Regions from separate parts of the Homo sapiens genome. Here region 2 is linked to region 1. A link is an interaction called in ENCODE POLR2A ChIA-PET data of the cell type or tissue named here. Cell type or tissue: PC-9. All regions are shown on one strand.

Region 1 (5,000 bases):
TTCCATCACTTACCAATCCATGAGAACTCAAGCCAGTGACCATTTCTCTAGGCTTCTGATGCACATTAGAGTGTTGTAAATATTAAAAGAGATGACACATAAATCCCCTGCCATGGTAACTGTGTACATGGTAGGCATTCAATAAAGGTTAATCCTCACCTCCCCACTCTTCTGGTATGTGGTGACAATAAAACTGTTTATTCAGGGTTCCAGCTGTGACCAATAAATACACCTTGATACATTACGCACGATACTGCTACAGGCCTTTTGGCATATCTGGAGTTCCTCCCATTCCTCTCTGTTCATCTCTGACTATCCTAACTGCAAAGGTCAACATCGATCCCACCACCTAACAACCCTCTGCTTCTAAATCTATGTATTTTATAATCATGATTAGTTAAGAGATTTCTTGAGAAGGTTACAAACAGTTAATTATCACATACTTCTACAAGGCAATATGACAAAGGCAGTATTTGGTGAGAAAAAAAAAGATTTAAAGTTGAACATAAAAAGTGACTTACCTAATTAAGCGGAATAGAAATTCAAAACATACAGTGGTGCTGAGACTAGCACCCATGAAACCAAATACTATAAATTATTCTCTCTTGCATTCACAGAAGACACAGAAGACACTGTGCCATACAGCACAACTGTATCTGACAAATGAAGACTGTCCTGAAATGTATCAAATCCATATACCTGACAGAGCAGGACTAAAGCCCCACCAGTGGAAGCATCCCACCAATGCAGACTGATACTCTCAGAACTGATTTTCTCCTTCCCTTGTGTCATGAATCTTGTGATTCTAACCCACAGTTCCAAATTCTGCAGGATTATCCCAAGTATAGAGAATATTCCTTATTTACTTGTTCAAGAAATACTTACAAAGCTCAAACTATTTTACTGCTAAAATGAGAAAAAAATGAGTCTTTTCTCATGGTACCAGGAATCTAACAGATAGATCAGATAGAAATAAAAATTAGAGCATAAAACAAGGCAGAACGTAGCTTGATAACATTACTTCTTTAATTAACTCAAGGCATATTCAATGTATCCAATTTCCAGTCTCCTGTATAATTCCCAGGGGATACAATAGCAAAAACAAAACATGTGGAAAGGTATACATGTTCTCTCCAGCTGGCTGAGTGCCTAAAAATTCTCAAAGAAAGGAGAGAAAATTGAAGAGGCCTATGACGAAGAAAAAGGTGTCAATAGATCTAGCTAGGAAAGGGCGTTCTAGGCAGGAGGACATGATGGCCTGAGCAGGAGAAGGTATGGCAGCAAGAAAGGGCTCATCCACTTCTGCCGGCACACAAGGTACCCAAAGGAGAATATTGGCAGAAGTGCTAGAGAAAGGTTGAGACCAGATTTTGACACCCTGGGGTGAAGAATTTGAAGTTAATTTGCTAGGAAATAAAATGCTACACAAAGTTAAATCTATTTCTTTCGGAAGCTATAACACAATAGTTCTCAAATAGAACTATACAGCACAAACAAGTGGAAGTTTTTCAAAATGCAAAAGTGAGAATCAAGAGATTCTTCTGACTCAGTAGGTCAGGAATGTAGCCTGGGAGCATGTCACCAGGTGACTGATACACACCCATGGTTAAGAATCAATGCTCCAAGGAATCATTACCATCTCTAACGGGTGTCAACTGGCAATGCACTAACGTGAGTTTATGGTCCAAACACAAGTAAGGAAAGTAGATACAAATAGACGTAGGTAAAGAAAGGCAGATAGAAATAAGAATTTGTAATGGTCCAAAAGGTTTAATGAAAAGGACCTCCACTTATAATAAATGATGTTTCCTAAGAAGTTACTGCATGAATCAGTTTTCAATCACCTACTACAAGTGAAGTAAAACTAATTTTTAGTGAATTCTATTAAAATATAAATAATCATACCACAATGTATTTAGAGTTCCAACTCAGAAAAGCATGCCTAAGGGAGTTATAATTTAAGCATGACTGGGGACTGAGTGACACCTTAAATATGACTGATAAATCCTATTCATTTTTCTTTTCTCCTTCGTAGTTGAAAAGAAAAAGAAGAAAACCCCAAAGAACAAATAAAAGAAAAAAAATCAAGGAACAAGAAATTCAACAATTTTTTTTAAAAAAATAATGAGAATAGAGAAGAGATGACAACTAGAAAGAACATAAGCAGCTATAAGCAAAAGTGGCCGCAGAAATAGATACTGACCAGAAAACAGTCCACCCTGGGACCACAAGAGCTTCAGCACTACAACCAGGGGCGGGGGAGACATTCTGGGGGATGATGCTGGAGACACATAGCTTCGTTGGATGGAGTGGTCGGCGCATACTTCCCACACTCCCACACCTCCAGTGTAACCAGATCACAATCTTTTCCAAGGCAGAAGACGGAACATTTTGGAGACACTAGGCACAAGGATATATAGTACTGGGCTAAGAAACAGTCTTTATGATGAACAGTTAGAATCAGACCAGGATCTTAGTCTCCTTACTCCACTCTGCTCCCAGAACATATCCCCGGCTCATGTCTACGCCCTGGACAGGAATACGGAGACTTCTTCACTGGAGAAACTAAATAGCCCCACTCAGGCCAGGCCTATGTATCATTATAACAGAATTACTTTTTTCACCCTTCCCTTTAAAACTAATGATCTTCAAGAAGACTTATGTTTTACTCACTAGGTTCTGCTCCTATATGCAAGATCCTTTCAGGCTTTTAAGTGCTAGAAGCCACTCCCTGTTTACTAAGTATGACGTTAGCTATGTGCCTAAGAACAGACTGAGCCTTAGTCCCTACGTACTTAGTAGAGCTCCTTACTTAGACATTAAATAACAGATGTTGAATGAAAAATCACAAGTGAAAAAGTATATGCCTAATGCTTGGTAAACTATTTAAGCCTACAATCTAATACTCTGATTTCATAATCTGACAGTGATCATAAACTTTTAAAATGTTACTCAAATTTGCAGTATTTAAGAGTAATATTTCCTACTCATTTATTTTCCCAAAATATGTAGGTACCGTGTGAAAGCACACAAAATTCTGTTTATTTAGTGGAGATAATGTTTCTATGTATTAGGAGTTCATGAGTAAAGAATCTTGCTAATGACTCAGCCACAAACTGGTGGCAAGAACAGGCAAAAATTCCTAACCAGTGTACACCTGACTTAGAGCCATGTAAGCCAAATAGCCTATTCATCACTACTTAGTAGGGAGAAGTTTAAGAACTCAAATAGTATCTGACTTAATCATAAAAAATGAAATACGGTTTAATCAAGTGATTAATGTTTTTAAAATAAGCAGGCAAAAAACTAAACATAGGGAAAAATAATGCAGTTTAAATGTGGCTATAAAATAAATACTTTATATACAGAATAAGTAGTTTTGTTTTTCCTAATTCTTAGATCCACTTACGATTTTAACAGTCTAGCTTGTGCCGGGTGTGGTGGCTCACACCTGTAACCGGGAGGCGGAGGCGGGCAGATCACAGGGTCAAGAGATCGATACCAGCCTGGCCAACATGGTAAAATCCCATCTCTACTAAAAATACAAAAATTAGCTGGGCGTGGTGGCGCACACCTGTATCCCAGTTACTCAGGAAGCTGAGGCAGGAGAATCGCTTGAACCTGGGAGGCAGAGGTTGCAGTGAGCTGAGATCGCACCACTGCACTCCAGCCTGGCGACAGAGCGAGACTCCATCTCAAAAAAGAAAAAAAGAGTTAATACAAGTGTTCAAAAACTCAAATTTAAATTGTAAAAGAACTAACATTAAGAAAAAAAGTCTAGCTTGTCATACTTAGCTAAAACAAAGTCTTTCAATCATTTATTAGTATATGAAACAAACCACCAAAAGAATCTAAAACTAGCATACCATTTACCACTCCAGTTGAATGTCACTATATTGTTTTCACTAAGACTCACTTTAACCATTTTTTTTTTCCATCAAGACATCCAGACCCCCAGCCCTGATTTGATGTCATCCCAGGATGTGTCTCATTTGTTTCAGAAGCCATCTTGAATTGTTTAAAATGTTTTAAAGGTTTCCCTTTACAATAGTCTAATCCTTTCAAAAAGTGGGGTCAGGGGCAGGAAGAGCTATACAATAATTTTTTGGTACTGGAGGTAAATAAGAGTAGAAAATGAAAAAATAAATTATAAATCATTACTTCAAAAAATATTAGCAGTATTTATTTGGCAGAATCAGAAAATAAAGTTCATGTGAGCTAACTGGTCTAATAAAAAGGTTTACTAAACCCACACACCAGTTTTCGACAAAAATCTCTAAAACATATTACGGATATTCCTCAACTCACGATGAGGAATATCCAAAACACCCTTCATAAAGTTGAAAAATCCTAAGTCAAGTCATTATGAGGGACTTGTATCTGCTGTTGCCATTATACGCTTGTCTTTACTAACTAAATAATATTTCACTCCTGTCACTAGAATTTGAAAAGTACAGAGTAGTAGTTAAAGGCATAGTCTTAAAAGTTGAGAGCTTGGTTTAAGTTCCAGCTCCATCAGTTATAAACCCTGTGGCTTTGAGCGAGTGATACCCACTTTTCTCACCAATCTTATTCTTTCTCCAGCTACAACAGTCCTCATGCCCTTCTTGAATCCAGACAAGAATCTACACTGCCTGATGATCTGGTTTACGAAAGCCTGTACATTTTTTCTGGGATTTCAAACCAATATCACACCAACGCCAAATGCTACTTTGGCCCCAACCATACCTATTTGCCAAGGTCAGCATCACGGAGCATTCTGTCACTACTGCCTCAATTTCCATCCCTGAAACAAGATGCTGCTTTTTTCTGTGGTGTCTCCCTTATATAACCCCCTGTCCACAACAGTCCTAACCATATCCTTTGCCATCTATCTGTGGCGCCACATCCCTCTCCCCACTCAACCCATCTTCCTTTTTAACAGAGCCAACTTTCCAAAATTAACATACAACTGGTGATTTTTCTGCTTGAAAAGTAGTATTTATTTTTCTTCGGATTAC
Region 2 (5,000 bases), 160 kb after region 1:
GTTAATTAGTCCTACTCCTGCTGATTCTTCTTTAAAAGAGCTTTTCCAAAATTTAAGAGCCTTAAAAAGGTTCAATGTCTTTGACCTAATATTTCCATTTGCAGGATTCCACCTAGTCTAAGAAAATCTGAAATGCATACAAAGATATTCACTGAAGTAATACCATGCCAGAAAACTGGAAACATCTGTCTAGCAATAGGGAAATATTTAAGCAAATAAAACAAATTAGAATGTTAGTCATTAATAATTAGTTATGAAGTTTTTAAAGACATGAAAAATATACATATATTTTTTTGAGTCAGAGTCTCATTCGGTCGCCCAGGTTGGAGTGCAATGGCGCCATCTCTGGCTTAATACAACCTCCACCTCCCGGGTTCAAGCAGTTCTCCTGCCTCGCCTACGGAGGAGCTGGGAAGGGATTACAGGCGCCCGCCACCACGCCCAGCTATTTTTGTGTTTTTAGTAGAGACAGGGTTGCACCATATTGGCTAGGCTGGTCTCAAACTCCTGACCTCGTGATCCACCCGCCTCGGCCTCCCAAACTGCTGGAATTACAGGCTTGAGCCACTGCACCCAGCCAGCCCATGAAAAATATTTATAACAAAATGTAAAATAAGGAAAGCAGGATACAAAATCATATATAAGAGATGATAATGTAAGTAACAAAAACACAGGAAGAGAAAAAGGCCAGAAGGAAATATAACAAAATATTAGCAACATCCTATCTGTGCATATCATGCTGGCTGGTGAGAATATGAGTCATTTTTGTTTTTTGTCTTTTTATACTCCTATAATTTCTAGATATGGCATATAATATTTTTAAAACCTGGAAAAAATTTATGTTTAAAAAAATGTGTTGCTAATTCAAGACTCTTCAAGGTCTCCCTAAGTAAACTACAAATTCAATATTAACCCAACCCAATAGCAAAACAATACTGAGATAGGGACTTGAAAATATCATCTTAATGAAAAAATATGCAAGAATGGCCCCCAAAAATATAAAATCAAGTGTAACAAGTGGGTATGGGGGTATAAGAGAGCCCTTGCATTTCCAAAAACTGAAATGTAGTCAGGCCAAGCACACTGGCTCACACCTGTAATCCCAACACTTTGGGGAGCCAAGGTGGGAAGACAGCTTGAAGCCAGGAGTTTAAGACTAACCTGGGCAGCAAAGCAATACCCATCTCTATTTTAAAAAGAAAAGAAAATGTATTCAAAATCACAGCGATCAAGGTAACCTGGAACTAGAGCAAGGACAGAGAAGTCAACACACTCAAGTACAGGTGGAAATACAATTGAGTTAGCACAACTAGATAAGCTATTTAGAAATAAATAAGCAAGCAACAAAAGCCTAACAACCACAAAACGGCCAACCTTTACTGAATATTTACCACAGGTCCACAATCCTTGGGACCAGATGTTTCGCTATTCAAGTTTTTTGGGTTTTCCAAAGGTAATATGGCACCCATATCATGTATTATGCAATATTCCAGAACGGTATGGAGAAGCTCACCATAGGTATTTTAAAACATGCAACTTATAGCTGGGCACAGTAGGGCAAACACCTGTAGTCCCAGCTACTCAGAAGGCTAAAGCAGGATCACTTGAGCCCAGCAGTTTGAGTCCAGCTTGGGCAACGTAATGAGAATTCATTTCTTTTTTTTTTTTTTTTTTTTTTTTTTTTGAGACAGAGTCTCTGTCTGCCACCCAGGCTGGAGTGCAGTGTCGTGATCTCAGCTCAATGCAAGCTCCGCCTTCCCAGGTTCACACCATTCTCCTGCCTCAGCCTCCCGTGCAGCTGGGACTACAGGCGCCCGCCACCACACCCAGCAAATTTTTTGTATTTTGTTTAGTAGAGACAGGGTTTCACCATGTTAGCCAGGATGGTCTCTATCTCCTGACCTTGTGATCCGCCCGCCTTGGCCTCCCAAAGTGCTGGGATTACAGGCACAAATCACCACGCCCGGCCAAAAATTCATTTCTTAAAACACACACACACACAAACACACACCCCTACGGCATTCTTCATCTCAGAGCAAAGAGTTGTAGTCCGTCTACCCTCACCCCATCCCATCCCTATCCATTGAAAACCTGTGCTATAATCCCACTACTTCCTGACAACTCAGGATTTTTGCTCCAAATACCCCTTTTCTTGCCCATATTTTCAACCTCTAACTTTCTACTAGCTCCTTGCCATCCTTTTTTTCTTTTTTTTTTTTGGTGAGGGGAGGGTATAGAGTCTCACTCTGTTGCCCAGGCTTGAATGCAGTGGCACGATCTGGCTCACTGCAACCTCCACCTCTCAGGTTCAAGCAATTCTCCTCCTCAGCCTCCATAATAGCTGGGATTACAGGCGTGCACCACCACTCCCGGCTAATTTTTGTATTTTTAGTAGAGATGGGGTTTCGCCATGTTGGCCAGGCTGGTCTCGAACTCCTGACCTCAGGAGATCCACCCACCTCGGCCTACCAAAGTGCTAGGATTACAGTAGTGAGCCACCACGCCCGCCCCCCCACCCCCCTTTTTTTTTTAATAAAAAGCACCTTTTCTCCTTTACACACACACACACACACACACACACACTAAAAAGCTTATTCAATAACTAATCTTAAGAAAAACAAACAAAACAAAAAGGACCCTGCTCTATCTTCCTATTCACTTTTACAGCTGCAAGGTTGCTTTTATTTTAAAACACTGTGCTAAGATAGTTCCAGCTATAGTCTCTAATGATTTTCTAACTGCCAAAAGCAAAGGCCAAGATTAAGGCTCATCTCACTTGAATTTTATCTGCAGACTAACACTGCTGACCACGCCCTTCTTGAAATGCTGTATTCCCTTGGTTTCTGTAAGACAACTTTCTCCTGGGTCTCCCATCTCTCTGGCTCCTCCTTTACCAACCCTACCTGTAGCCTTCTCTTCACATGTTAATGCACCTTCATTCAGCCAGTTCCCTACCATCAGCTATACCTGACAACTCCCAATATATATCACCCTCAACAGAGCTCTTCCCAGTGCTCTAGCTATAAACACTGACCAAACAGCTCTTAAAGGAATTTATATAGAGACCTCAAAAAGGCTGGCCAGGCTGGGCGCGGTGGCTCATGCCTATAATCCCAGCACTTTGGGGGGCGGAGGAGGGTGGATCACCTGAGGCCAGGAGTTCAGGACCAGCCTGGCCAACATGGTGAAACCCCATCTCAACTGAAAAAAAAAAATACAAAAATTAGCCAGCCGTGGTAGTGGCACTGTAATCCCAGCTACTCAGGAGGCTGAGGTGGGAGAATTGCTTGAACTTGGGAGGCAGATGCTGCAGTGAGAACTGAGATCGCGCCACCGCACTCCAGCCTGAGCAACAGAGCAAGACCCCGTATCAAAAAAAAGAAGAAAAAAAGAGAAAAGCCTGGCCAAAGTCACCATTAATTTTTCCGAAACACATTCTGCATTCCCTATTGCAAAAAATGGCAACACCACCCATAAATTTAGCTAATTCAGAAACATGGAATTAATCCTAGAACCCTCCCACTCTCCTCTCACATTAAACTGGACACTAAGTCTAGTGGATTCTGGCCCCTTAATATACATCAGTCTCCTGAAGCCTCATGCAATAGCCTCCCAATGGAGCCCCTGGCCTCTAAGCAACTCCCCACACAATAGCTAAAGGAATCTTTCTAAAAACCTGAGTGTGTACCCCTTAACAGCTCCCCAGTCCTTCGTTTGACTTCCTCAGAGCCCTATTTATTGCTTACCACACCCTGCACTCCAGCCCTACTAACCTGCTTGACATTCCAAGACTACACGCCATTTTAAACCCCACATGTTGACACCAACTGCAGTGTTTCTTCGGCATGGAAGGTCCTTGCCCTGCCCCCTTATTTTACTTGGAGAATTACTGGTTCTTCCAGAACCAGTTTAGAATGCCCTCCTGATTTCCAGTTTGCTTTTAGATTACAAAATGATATCCATAATGATTAGAAAGATACATAACTTATACATACATCCGAAAAAGAAGTCATCTGAAAATCTACAAATTTTTATAAATCAGTAAGAAAAACTTACGACACAATATTTTTTTTAAAGGGTAGGGGGCAAAAGACTTAAAAAGGCGCTTCACAAAACAGGAAACTCAAATGACCAAGAAACATATGAAAAGATGTTGGCTGGGCCTGGTGGCTCACGCCTGTAATCCCAGCACTTTGGGAGGCCGAGGTGGGCAGATCACGAAGTCAAGAGATCAAGACCATCCTGGCCAACATGGTGAAACCCCATCTCTACCAAAAATACAAAAATTAGCTGGGCACGGTGGCACACACCTGTAGTCCCAGCTACTCAGGAGGCTGAGGCAGGAGAATTGCTTGTACTCAGGTGGTGGAGGTTGCAGTGAGCCGAGATCATGCCACTGCAATCCAGTCTGGCAACAGAGAAAGACTCCGTCTCAAAAAAAAAAAAAAAATGATGTTTAACATCATTACTCAGGAAAATGCAATTGAAAACCATAATGAAATATCAATACACACCCATAATAGGTAAAATTTATTACAATGACACTGCCAAGTGTGGGCAAAAATGTGAAGCAAACTTAAGTGTCTTTACACTTGTGGGAGAGTAAAGTAGTTCAATCAAAACTACATCTTTGAGCCTGGGCAACATAGGGAGATCCCATCTCTACAAAAAATTTTAAAATCAGCTGGGCATGGTGGTGCTCACATGTAGTCCCAGCTACTCAGCAGCCTGAGGCAGGAGGATCATTTGAGGCCAGGAATTTGAGGTGGCAGTGAGCTATGATTGTGCCACTGTCAGCCAACAAAGCAAGACCCAGTCTCTAAAAAAAAATATATATATATATATAAAGTCAGCCCTCTGAAACTGTGGACTCTGCATCCATAGGTTCAACCAATCATGAATCAAAAACAATCAAAAGTAAATAAATAATAACAAAATAAAAACTACAAATTAAAAAAACACCATGTAACAACCATTGACATGGTATTTACATTGTATAT

What was found. ChIA-PET counts read pairs that join two places held together with the same protein. Peaks named below come from ENCODE experiments on the same cell type or tissue, not always from the same donor. Only the 100,000 strongest peaks of a DNase experiment are listed, where the experiment ranks them.
Region 2: POLR2A ChIA-PET joins it to region 1 with 9 read pairs; 3 of 35 experiments call an interaction of 5 or more read pairs at or near these places.

Annotation. Positions count from the first base shown.
Region 1 is chr7:105,216,828-105,221,827 of GRCh38, forward strand. All of the region lies in intron 2 of SRPK2 (SRSF protein kinase 2), which reads right to left. Among named protein-coding and RNA genes, the nearest start is that of SRPK2, 170 kb to the right of the region's middle. In PC-9, no CTCF peak of the experiment used is centred here; DNase peaks (open chromatin) are centred at 1,564 and 3,124; H3K4me3 peaks cover 797 bases; H3K27ac peaks cover 4,290 bases.
Region 2 is chr7:105,374,328-105,379,327 of GRCh38, forward strand. All of the region lies in intron 2 of SRPK2 (SRSF protein kinase 2), which reads right to left. Among named protein-coding and RNA genes, the nearest start is that of SRPK2, 12 kb to the right of the region's middle. RefSeq lists an enhancer at 2,659-3,645. In PC-9, no CTCF peak of the experiment used is centred here; no DNase peak of the experiment used is centred here.